Regions from separate parts of the Homo sapiens genome. Here region 2 is linked to region 1. Evidence: read pairs that join two places in POLR2A ChIA-PET (ENCODE). Cell type or tissue: CD4-positive, alpha-beta T cell. All regions are shown on one strand. Each heading gives the region's core, and the rest is flanking DNA. Links, peaks and the distances in the headings are about the cores only.

Region 1 (5,372 bases), core at 152-5,151:
TAGAGAAGGGTTTTTGCCTTGTTGGTCAGGCTGGTCTTGAACTCCCGACCTCAAGTGACCCACCTGCCTCGGCCTCCCAAAGTGCTGGGATTACAGTGTGAGTCACTGCACCCGGCCAAGAATAAAAATCTTCACCACCAGCCTGGCTTATGTGAAAATGGAGCCCATTGAGAATAACCGGGTTCCCCTGGTTGCCCTCTGCAGGCTGACTTTGCTGTAGAGGCTTTGGCCAAGGCAACATATGAGCGCCTTTTCCGCTGGATACTCACCCGCGTGAACAAAGCCCTGGACAAGACCCATCGGCAAGGGGCTTCCTTCCTGGGGATCCTGGATATAGCTGGATTTGAGATCTTTGAGGTACAGCTCGGTGGGATCCTAAGAGCCATGGTCTTGGTTGTCTGAGATGGGCTTTTTCTTGGAGGAGTCATGATTTTGGAGAAAGGCATGTAGATGGCTACTGTAGGGTAGGAGGCTGTCTAGTTAAGGGTGGATCATTGAGGGTATAAGAGACAGAAATCCAACAGGAAATGCATTGGTTTCTGGAACTGAGAAGGCCAGACATGTAGCTGGATCCCGTAGGCAGGGTCTGATCTCCCGCCATCGTTCTCTCTCTCTCTCTGCCTTCCTCCATATTGGCTCCATTCTCAAGCAGGCTCTCCCCTCACGGGGGCAAGATGGCTGCCACAGCTCCAGACTGCCTCTCAGTAATCCTGGTAAAAAAAAAAAAAAAAAAAAAGCACATATCTCTTTTCTAACAGTTCCAACCAAAATCTTGGAATTAAGTCTCACTGACTCTTACTCACCTGAATTGGGCTACATGGTCACCTCCAAGCCAAGAACTGTTTGCAGGAGCTTGCAATACCTCATGTAGTAGAAACATGGATATTGGATCCTTTACCCATGGGTTTGAAGAAAGTTCTCAGAGAAAGGGAAGGTTTTTTTTTTGTCTTGTCTTGTTTTTTTTTTTTTGAGACAGAGTCTTGCTCTGTCGCCCAGACTGGAATGCAGTGTCACAATTTTGTCTCACTGCTGCCTCCGCCTCCTGGGTTCAAGCAATTCTCTTGTCTCAGCCTCCTGAGTAGCTGGGACTACAGGAGTGTACCACTGTGCCCAGCTAATTTTTTTTTTTTTTTTAGACAGAGTCTCGCTCTGTTGCCCAGGCCGGAGTGCAGTAGTGCAATCTTGGCTCACCGCAACCTCCGCCTCCCAGGTTCAAGTGATTCTCCTGCCTCAGCCTCTCGAGTAGCTGGGATTAGTGCCACCATGCCTGGCTACTTTTTTTTTTTTTTTTGGTAGAGACAGAGTTTCACCCTGTTGGCCAGGCTAGTCTCAAACTCCTGATCTCAAATGATCCACCAGCCTCGGCCTCCCAAAGTGCTGGGATTACAGGTATGAGCCACTGTGCTTGGCCAATTTTTGTATTTTTAGTGGAGAGAGGTTTCGCTATGCTTGCCAGGCTGGTCGCAAACTCCTGACCTCAAGTGATCCTCCCGCCTTGGCCTCCCTAAGTGCTGGGATTACAATCATGAGCACTACACCCAGCCAGGAGGTTTTAAGATTGATAGATGTCCCGAAAGAAGTGTACTACCGAGTCACTTTCTCTCTGCGCCTCTGTTTTCACATCTGTAAAATGTTTCCACATCTGTACATGCAGTAGCGTGCCTTACGAGGTTTGTCCATCCATAGATGGTTGTGCAGATGGAGGAGATAAGCATCTTTAAGGTGTGTGAGGGCCATGTGATATCAACTTCACCAGCCCTGGTGGACTCTAGGCAGCATGTTTTGGGGCCTCAGCCCTGTCTGGGTGCTGGGATGGCAGAACAGGATGTGGGCGGGCCATGGGGGCGCTGTCGGGTGGAGCTTCTGTGGGGCTCCTTGTCTTCTGACTTCATACCAAGATGCTCACGCCCCGCCCCCACGCCATGTGCTCAGGTGAACTCCTTCGAGCAGCTGTGCATCAACTACACCAACGAGAAGCTGCAGCAGCTCTTCAACCACACCATGTTCATCCTGGAGCAGGAGGAGTACCAGCGCGAGGGCATCGAGTGGAACTTCATCGACTTTGGGCTGGACCTACAGCCCTGCATCGAGCTCATCGAGCGACCGGTGAGGGGCACGTGGGCGTGCGGGGCTCCGTCACACCTTGTACACGTGTGTGGCCTCTGTGGAGCCGACGTGGACCCCACACTCTCCCCATGCACATAGCATTCCCCCACCCAATCCATCACCCAGTCCTGAAAGGCTGTAAGCTGAATCCTTGTGAACTCTTACAATTTCCATTAACCCACATTTTCATATCAAAGGTATTTTCTTTAATTTCTGCCTTCCTTCCATCCTCTTTTTTCTTCCTTTTTTTCTTCCCTACCCTCTTTCCCTTCCCTTTCCTTCTCTGCCATTGCTTTTTTTTTTTTTTTTTTTTTTTTTATGACATGGTCTGACTCTGTTGCCCAGGCTGGAGTGCAGTGGCACAATCTTGCCTCACTGCAACCTCCACCTCCCTGCCTCAAGTGATCCTCCCGCCTCAGCCTCCCAAGTGGCTGAGACTACAGGCGTGCACCACCACGCCCACCTAACTTTTGTATTTTCAGTAGAGACAGGGTTTCTACTAATTAGCCGGGCCTGGTGGTGCACGCCTGTGGTCCCAGCTATTTGGGAGGCTGAGGTGGGAGGATTGCTTGAGCCCTGGAGGCAGAGGTTGCTGTAAGCCGAGATTGCGCCACTGCATTCCAGCCTGGATAACAGAGTGAGACCCTGTCTCCAAAAAAAACTTTTCTAACAGGAACCCTAGGTGAATTCAAGTCAAGCAACAAATTCATTTGCAAGAATTATGAACTCGGCCGGGCGCGGTGGCTCATGCCTGTAATCCCAGCACTTTGGGAGGCCGAGGCGGGCGGATCACGAGGTCAGGAGATGGAGACCATCCTGGCTAACACGGTGAAACCCCGCCTCTACTAAAAATAGAAAAAATCAGCCGGGCGCCGTGGCAGGCGCCTGTAGTCCCAGCTACTCGGGAGGCTGAGGCAGGAGAATGGCGTGAACCCAGGAAGCGGAGCTTGCAGTGAGTCGAGATCGCGCCACTGCACCGTCTGCCTGGGCGACAAGGCAAAACTCTGTCTCAAAAAAAAAAAAAAAAAAAAAAGAGTTATGAACTCTTCATGATGTTGCCTGCGTGTTGCCCACTAGGGGGCGGCAGCAAACATTATGTTCTGCCTTCCATCCCTGTTACTGGTCCATTGGGCACAGGGTAATTTGAAGGTAGATTTGGAAGCATGGGGGTCATAAACTCATCTTTATATGTGGGCAAATACAGTATCAGATCTCGGCGGATGCCCATGCGTTGTGTATAGTTGGCCAGCTCTTCATGGAATGCCTGAGGTTGGGTGTTCTCTCTGATTCAAGCCCTACTTGTCTCCCACAGAACAACCCTCCAGGTGTGCTGGCCCTGCTGGACGAGGAATGCTGGTTCCCCAAAGCCACGGACAAGTCTTTCGTGGAGAAGCTGTGCACGGAGCAGGGCAGCCACCCCAAGTTCCAGAAGCCCAAGCAGCTCAAGGACAAGACTGAGTTCTCCATCATCCATTATGCTGGGAAGGTACCAGCCACAGGGCCCAGGGGACTCTGTCTCAGGGGACCCCCAGTGGCTGCTCAGCGCAGAGACAGTCTGAGAGTGGCAGAACCTTGGGCTGCCTGGAAACTGCAAAGCCATCTGCTGCTAAGCGAATCCCAACCAAGTCCTATTCGTAATTTGTCTACGCATCTGTAAGGCATCAGCTGTAGCCACTCTCATGTTTTCCAACCGTGACGTCCAGACAGTTATTTCTTTCTGTTTTTGTTGGAGACAGGGTCTCGCTTTGTCGCCCAGGCTGGAGTGCAGTGGTGCGATCATAGCTCACTACAGCCTCAACCTCCTGGGCTCACACGATCCTCCTGCCTCAGCTTCCCAAGTAGCTGGGACTACAGGTGTACACCACCATGCCCAGCTAAAATCTTTTTTCCTTTTTGAGATGGAATTTTGCTCTTGTCATCCAGGCTGGAGTGCAATGGCGTGATCTCTGCTAACTGCAACCTCTCCCTCCGGGTTCAAGAGATTCTCCTGCCTCAGCCTCCCAAATAGCTGGGATTACAGGCACCTGCCACCACACCCAGCTAATTTTTGTATTTTTAGTAGAGAAGGGTTTCGCCATGTTGGCCAGGCTGGTCTCAAACTCCTGACCTCAGGTGATCCACCCGCCTCGGCCTCCCAAGGTGCTAGGATTACAGGCATGAGCCACCGTGCCTGGCCGCCCAGCTAAATTTTTAAATTATGTATAGATATGGGGTCTTGCTGTGTTGCCCAGGCTGGTCTTGAATTCCTGGGCTCAAGAGATCTCCCTGCCTCGGCTTCCTGAAGTGCTGGGATTATGAGCACGAGCCACTGTACCTGGCCTCAGCCTGCTTTTCTTGTATAGACTCTAAATCCTTCCTGCTACAAGTTATACCCAACAGGCGGGGCCAACTGGAATGGGGTGACTAATACATCCACACCTGGCTTCAACAAAAATCTCCCATGTCACGGTCTTGAGTTTGCTATTGCCAGCCTGCTCTGGCCAGGGAAATCTATGATAGTTGTATTCATCATCATCATCATCATCATCAACATGCCTTGGCTGTTATTGTATAGGCCCTTGCCCTGTGGCTCTCAAGAGTCCTGGATAATGTACAAAGGACATAGCTTAGTCTGGCTTGCAGAATTGTAGTATTCTATTGACTCCTCAGTACCTCCACTGCATCATGGGCACAAACAATGCTCTCTACCAGGGCCTGGCAACAGAGTCCGATCTGGCCCACAGCTTGTTATTGTAAATAAAGTTTTATTGGAACACAGCCATGCCCATTTGTATGCATAATGTCTATGGCTGGCTGCTTTTGTATACTACAGTGCTAGAGTTGAGTAGCTGCGACAAAGACTGTATGACTTGGCTGGGTGTGGTGGCTCACGCCTGTAACCCCAGCACCAAGGCAGGTGGATTACTTGAGGTCAGCAGTTTGAGACCAGCCTGGCCAACATGGCGAAAGCCCGTCTCTGCTAAAAATAAAAAATAAAAAAAATTTAAAAATTAGCCAGCTGTGAGATTACAGGCACACAACTGTAACCTCAGCTACTCAGGAGGCTGAGGCAAGAGAACTGCTTGACCCAGGAAGTTGGAGGTTGCAGTGAGCTGAGACTGCACCACTGCACTCCAGACTGGGCAACAGAGAACCACTCTGTCTCAAAAACCAAAACAAACAAACAAACAAAACATTGTATGACTTGCCAAGCCAAAAATATCTACTATCTGGGCCTTCACCAAAAGTTTCCCAACTCCTAGCCTATATTCAAGGGGGTATATGTT
Region 2 (5,372 bases), core at 326-5,325, 63 kb after region 1:
AGTAGCTGGGACTATAGGCACATGCTACCATGCCTGGCTCATTTTTCTATTTTTTTTGGTGGAGATGGGGTTTTACCAATGTTGCCCAGACTGGTTTTGAACTCCTGACCTCAAGTGATCCACCTGCCTTGGCCTCCCAGACTGCTGGGATTACAGGCGAGCGTCACCACACCTGGCCCAAATAAGGGCTTTTATACAGGACATTCTCACAGTGTAACCGTGAGTAGCAGCTGTAGAATCAAATGATAAAAATGACCTTCTTGGCCAGGCATGGTAGCCCACACCTGTCGTCGCAGCACTTTGGGAGGATGAAGGGTGAGGATCACTTGAAGCTCAGAGTTTGAGACCAAACTCGGCAACATGGCAAAACCTGTCTCTAGAAAAAATACAAAAAATTAGCCGAGCACGGTGACACGCACCTGTACTCCCAGCTACTCGGGGGACTGAGGTGGGAGGATCGTTTGAGCTGGGAGGCAGAGGGTGAGCCATGATCCTGCCATCGTATTCTAGCCTAGGTGACAGAGTGAGACCCTGTCTCACAAAACAAGACCCTCTCTCTAGCCCTTTGTTCAAGCCACAAGACACCACCTAATGCTGCCTGCAGGGAGCAGAGGAGAGGATAAGGTTTGCTGAAATAATCCTATAATTTAAAAAGACACATGGCTGTGGGCTGGGGGTGAGTGTCTCTTGCCTGGGGCAGGCGGGTTCTCCCCGCCAGCGAGAGGTTTATTAGAAGGTACTGACCCCTTATCACCCAAAGGCACGCTGGTGCTGCTTGGCCGTCTCTCCCCGCCATCTCTGTTCTTGCTGCTCCGCCCAGAGGCTGGGCCACCTGTTCGGTTTGGGGACTGATCGTACACGAGGTTCCGGCAGGAAGCGAGTTTGGACTCCAGTGCCTGGACAGAAATACACTTTTATCTCTCAAGTTATAGGCAAGGACTATTCTGTCTTACCAGAGCCTGTACAGAAGAACGAACCCCAGACAGTGGTTCTCAAACTGTTGTGCACTGGAATTCCAAGGTGGGACCCCAAGAGGAATCCAACGTATATGCCAGTCTCAGAACCAAGCACCTTAAGTATTTGGGAGCTGGCTGGGCACAATGGCTCACACCTATAATCCCAGCACTCTGGGAGGCCAAGGCAGGAGGATGGCTTGACATCAGGAGTTTGAGACCAGCCTGGGCCACAAAGTAAGATCCCATCTCAGTTTTTTTTTTTGTTTTGTTTTTTACTTTTTTAGACGCTGTGTCACCCAGGCTGGAGTGCACTGGTGAGATCACAGCTCACTGCAGCCTCAACCTCCCAGGCTCAACCAATCCCTCCCACCTCAGCCTCCTGAGCAGCTGGAATTATAGGCATCCGCAATCATGCCCAGTTAATAAAAAAAATTTTTAATGCAAAAAATTTTTTTTAATTACGAAAAATTTTTTAAAATGTTTGGGAGCTGCCTGGAAAAAGATCACGGCTCACTGCAGCCTCAACCAATCCTTCCACCTCAGCCTCCTGAATAGCTAGGACTATGCACAATCATGCTTGGCTTAAAAAAAAAAAAAAAATTCTTTTTTAATTACAAAAAATTTTTTAAAATGGGAGCTTTCTGGAAAAATCACTAACCTACCAATTATCCAACTCCGCTTGTAGGAAGTAGGAAATCCACTTCTGGAATCCTTCACCCTTTGGTTTACCTTGTTAAACCTCTGCAGAATGGCAAGAAGTTTGGTAAGGACTTGGTCTGGCTACAACAGACCCTGAGGAAACCAAAAGGACACTGACAGCACCCCAGGCTTCTCTATACTCCAACTAGGCTAAATACTGAAATGCAGACCTGCTTCTAGAATAGCAAACCAGACAGCCAAAAACCAGAAGTAAAAACAAAAGAAATGAGTTGCAAGCTTCTATTAAGTTGTAGCTACAAATACACTGTGTACAGTGACAACTTGGTAGGAGTTAAATTATGTGGCCTTCTAGGCATCATTTTTAAAAATAAACTACAAAGAATACCTATGTTTTTACTTAAGCACAAAAGGATCCCTCCCTGTAATTAACATAAAAGCTGAAAGGCCAAATTCTTTGCCCTAGGCTTTCAAGATTTTTTTTTTTTTTTTTTTTGAGACCAAGTCTCACTTTGTCACCCAGCGGTGCGATCTCAGCTCACTGCAACCTCCGCCTCCCGGATTCAAACAATTTTCCTGCATAAGCCTCTCAAGTAGCTGGGATCGCAGGTGCCCACCACCATTCCTGGCTAATTTTTGTATTTTTAGTAGAGATGGGGTTTCACCATGTTGGCCAGGCTGGTCTTGAATTCCTGACTTCAGGTGATCCACCCATCTCGGTCTCCCAAAGTGTCAAAATTCACTTAAACCCCAAGAAACAAACCAAAAAAAAAAAAAAAAAAAAAAAAGGTGGCAGTTTTTTTCTCTTCTGAGACAACGTCGTGCTGTCACCCAGGATGGAGTGCAGTGTTGGAATCTCAGCTCACTCAGCCTCAACCTCCCAGGCTGAAGCAATCCTCCCACCTCTCAGCCTCCTGAGTAGCTGGGACCACCAGTGTACACCATCAGGCCTGGCTAATTTTTGCATTCTTGTAGAGGCCAAGTCGGGGCAGGGGGTTTCACCATGTTGCCCGGGCTGGTGTCAGACTCCTGAGCTCAAGTAATCTCCCACCTTGGCCTCCCAAAGCACTGGGATTACAGGTATGAGCACCCGGCCAAAAGAGAAGGCAGTTTCCAAGTGCTCCTTAATTTTTCGAGTTAAGGAAAAAACACACATATCACCCTAATTTCCCAAATTTCCTAGAGGAAAAACGGTAAAAGGAAAGAGACATACATAGGGTTCAGAGCAGGGCTTCGAGTCAGAGCTCTGAGTGTCTGGCAGTAACTCCCACAGGAAGCTCTAATGATTCCCAGGGATGCTAAAGGAGCAGCCACACCTAAAACTCACCACACTGCTATGAAAGGGGCTGGACGCATTGGCTCATGCCTGTAATCCCAGAACTTTGGGAGGCCAACCTGGGAGGATCACTTGAGGCCAGGAGTTTAAGACCAGCCTGGGCAACACAGCGATACCCACATTACTACAAAAAAATGAAAGTATCAGCCAGGCATAGTGGCGCACACCTGTGGTCCAAGCTCCTCGGGAAGCTAAGGTGAGAGGATCGCTTGAACCCAGGATTTTGAGGCTGCAGTGAGTTGTGATCATACCACTACACTCCAGCCTGAGCAACAGAGCAAGACCCTGTCTCTAAAAAAAAAGAAAAAAAGAAGAGAGGGAAGGAACTAGATCAACCCCCTTCACACATCCTGAAAGACAGGCAGGAAGGCACCAAACGCCAGGAAAGTGTGGTCTTACCCCGACTTTCCGCAGTAGGTCTCCCACAATGTTGAGGGCTGATATCCGGGCCGCAGGTGTGAGGGGGGTCCCCCCGGTGGAGTCGTCCAGGCCTGGGTGTGCAAAGGGAAGAGCATGTAACTCACCAACCTATAGTCATGTCTGTGCGTTAACATCGCTAGATCCAAAACCACGGGACAGGAGGGACACTGACGCCTTTCCTCGGATCCCAAAAGCTACCCTATTTCTTTCCGTAGTTAACCGCATCACACACCCAAGGCCCGTATGACAACCAATTTTTCAAGTCCTTGTGATGACTGCAACAAATACTTATTTTTACATGTTAGTCTTGCTCTGTCACCCGGACTGGAGTGCGGTGATGTGATCTCAGCTCACTGCAACCTCCGCCTCCCAGGTTCAAGCGATTCTCCTGCCTTGGCCTCTTGAGTAGCTGGGATTATAGCCATGTGCCACCACACCCGGCTAATTTTTGTATTTTTAGTAGAGACAGAGTTCCATCACGTTGTCCAGGCTGGTCTCGAACTCTTGACCTCAAATGATCTGCCCGCCTTGGCCTCCAAAAGTGCTGGGATTACGGGCGTGAGCCACCATGCCTGGCCTTTAACAAATTTTTTTTTTAATAGAGACAGGGTCTCACTATGTTGCCCAGGCTGATCATGAACTCCTAGTTTCAAGCGATCCTCCCACCTTGGCCGCCCAAAGGGCTGGTATTTACAGGCATGAGCCACCGTGCCCAGCCACATTAGTCTTTTTAAACAAACCCAAAACAAATCCTTTTGAAATTGTAGAAAATCCATATAGTTAATTAACATAATGGCATCTGTGATAGATACAAGAACTATAGACAGGATGATCCAGCTTTACAAGGGTCCCGCTCTGCAGAGCCTCTCTTCTCCAAGTGGGGTCCATGCACCAGCAGCACATGAGAACTGTTAGAAATGCAGAATCTCTCGGCCAGGCACAGTAGCTCACACCTGTAATCCCAGTGCTTTCAGAGGCCGAGGCAGTTCGATCAGTTGAGGTCAGGAGTTCAAGACCAGCCTGGCCAACATGGCAAAATCTTGTTTCTACTAAAAATACAAAATTAGCTGGGCATGGTAACAGGTGCCTGCCTGTAATCCCAGCTACTCGGGAGGCTGAGGCATGAGAATCGCTTGAATCCAGGAGGCAGAGGCTGCAGTGAGCCAAGATCAATGCCGCTGCACTCCAGCCTGGCCGACAGAGCAAGACTTTGTCTCAAAAAAAAAAAAAAAGAGAGAAAGAAATTTCAGGCCCCACCCAAGACCCACTTGATCTGAGGTACATTCTACCAAGATCCCCAGGTAAGCTACATGCATATTGAAGTGTGGAAACATAGCCAGGCATGGAGTTGCATGCCTCTAGTCCCAGCTACTCAGGAGGCTGAGGCAGGAGGATCACTGGAGCCCAGGAGTTGGAGGCTGCAGTGAGCTATGATTGCACCACTGCACTCCAGCCTGGGCCACAGACCAAGACTGTGTCTCTAAAAACAACAATGAAATAAAGTATGCAAAATGGCTCTAGACTGGGGCTAGGCACAGTGACTCATACATGTAATACCACCACTTTCAGGGGCTGAGGCAGGCAGATCACCTGAGGTCAGTAGTTTGAGACCAGCCCGGCCAACATGGTGAAACCCCATCTCTACTAAAAATACAAGATTAGCCAGGCATGGTGGTGGGCACCTGTAATTCAAGCTTACTCAGGAGGCTGAGGCAGGAGAATCACTTGAACCTGGGAGGAGGGGGTTACAGCGAGCCAATATCGCACCATTGCACTCCAGCCTGGGCAACAGAGCAAAACTCCATCTCAACAAAACTAAACAGAAGGGCTCTGCACCGGAATTCTAGAAGTCTCACTGGTCTCTTCATGCCCAGGGGACAAGCTAAGGGATAAGGTAGTAGATGGTAGGGTAAGCCCTGGAGCCTGCCTGCCTGGGTCTGAATCCCAAACCATCTGCCATTCAATTGCTTCATGACTCTGCTTAACTCAGAGCCTCACTTTCA

Evidence for each region. ChIA-PET counts read pairs that join two places held together with the same protein. Peaks named below come from ENCODE experiments on the same cell type or tissue, not always from the same donor. Only the 100,000 strongest peaks of a DNase experiment are listed, where the experiment ranks them.
Region 2: POLR2A ChIA-PET joins it to region 1 with 5 read pairs; 4 of 35 experiments call an interaction of 5 or more read pairs at or near these places.

What each region holds. Positions count from the first base shown.
Region 1 is chr16:15,754,561-15,759,932 of GRCh38, reverse strand. It overlaps MYH11 (myosin heavy chain 11), which reads left to right. Exons shown (of 41, transcript NM_002474.3): 12 at 205-357; 13 at 1,933-2,106; 14 at 3,419-3,592. It overlaps LOC124903650 (a long non-coding RNA gene), which reads right to left and starts at 998. Exons shown (of 2, transcript XR_007065004.1): 1 at 804-998; 2 at 206-710. RefSeq lists enhancers at 1,498-2,131, 2,132-2,765. In CD4-positive, alpha-beta T cell, for the core only: a CTCF peak has its summit at 3,207 (motif pointing right); a DNase peak (open chromatin) is centred at 3,182.
Region 2 is chr16:15,692,233-15,697,604 of GRCh38, reverse strand. It overlaps NDE1 (nudE neurodevelopment protein 1), which reads right to left. Exons shown (of 9, transcript NM_017668.3): 7 at 3,349-3,440; 8 at 745-896. Among named protein-coding and RNA genes, the nearest start is that of NDE1, 45 kb to the right of the region's middle. In CD4-positive, alpha-beta T cell, for the core only: no CTCF peak of the experiment used is centred there; no DNase peak of the experiment used is centred there.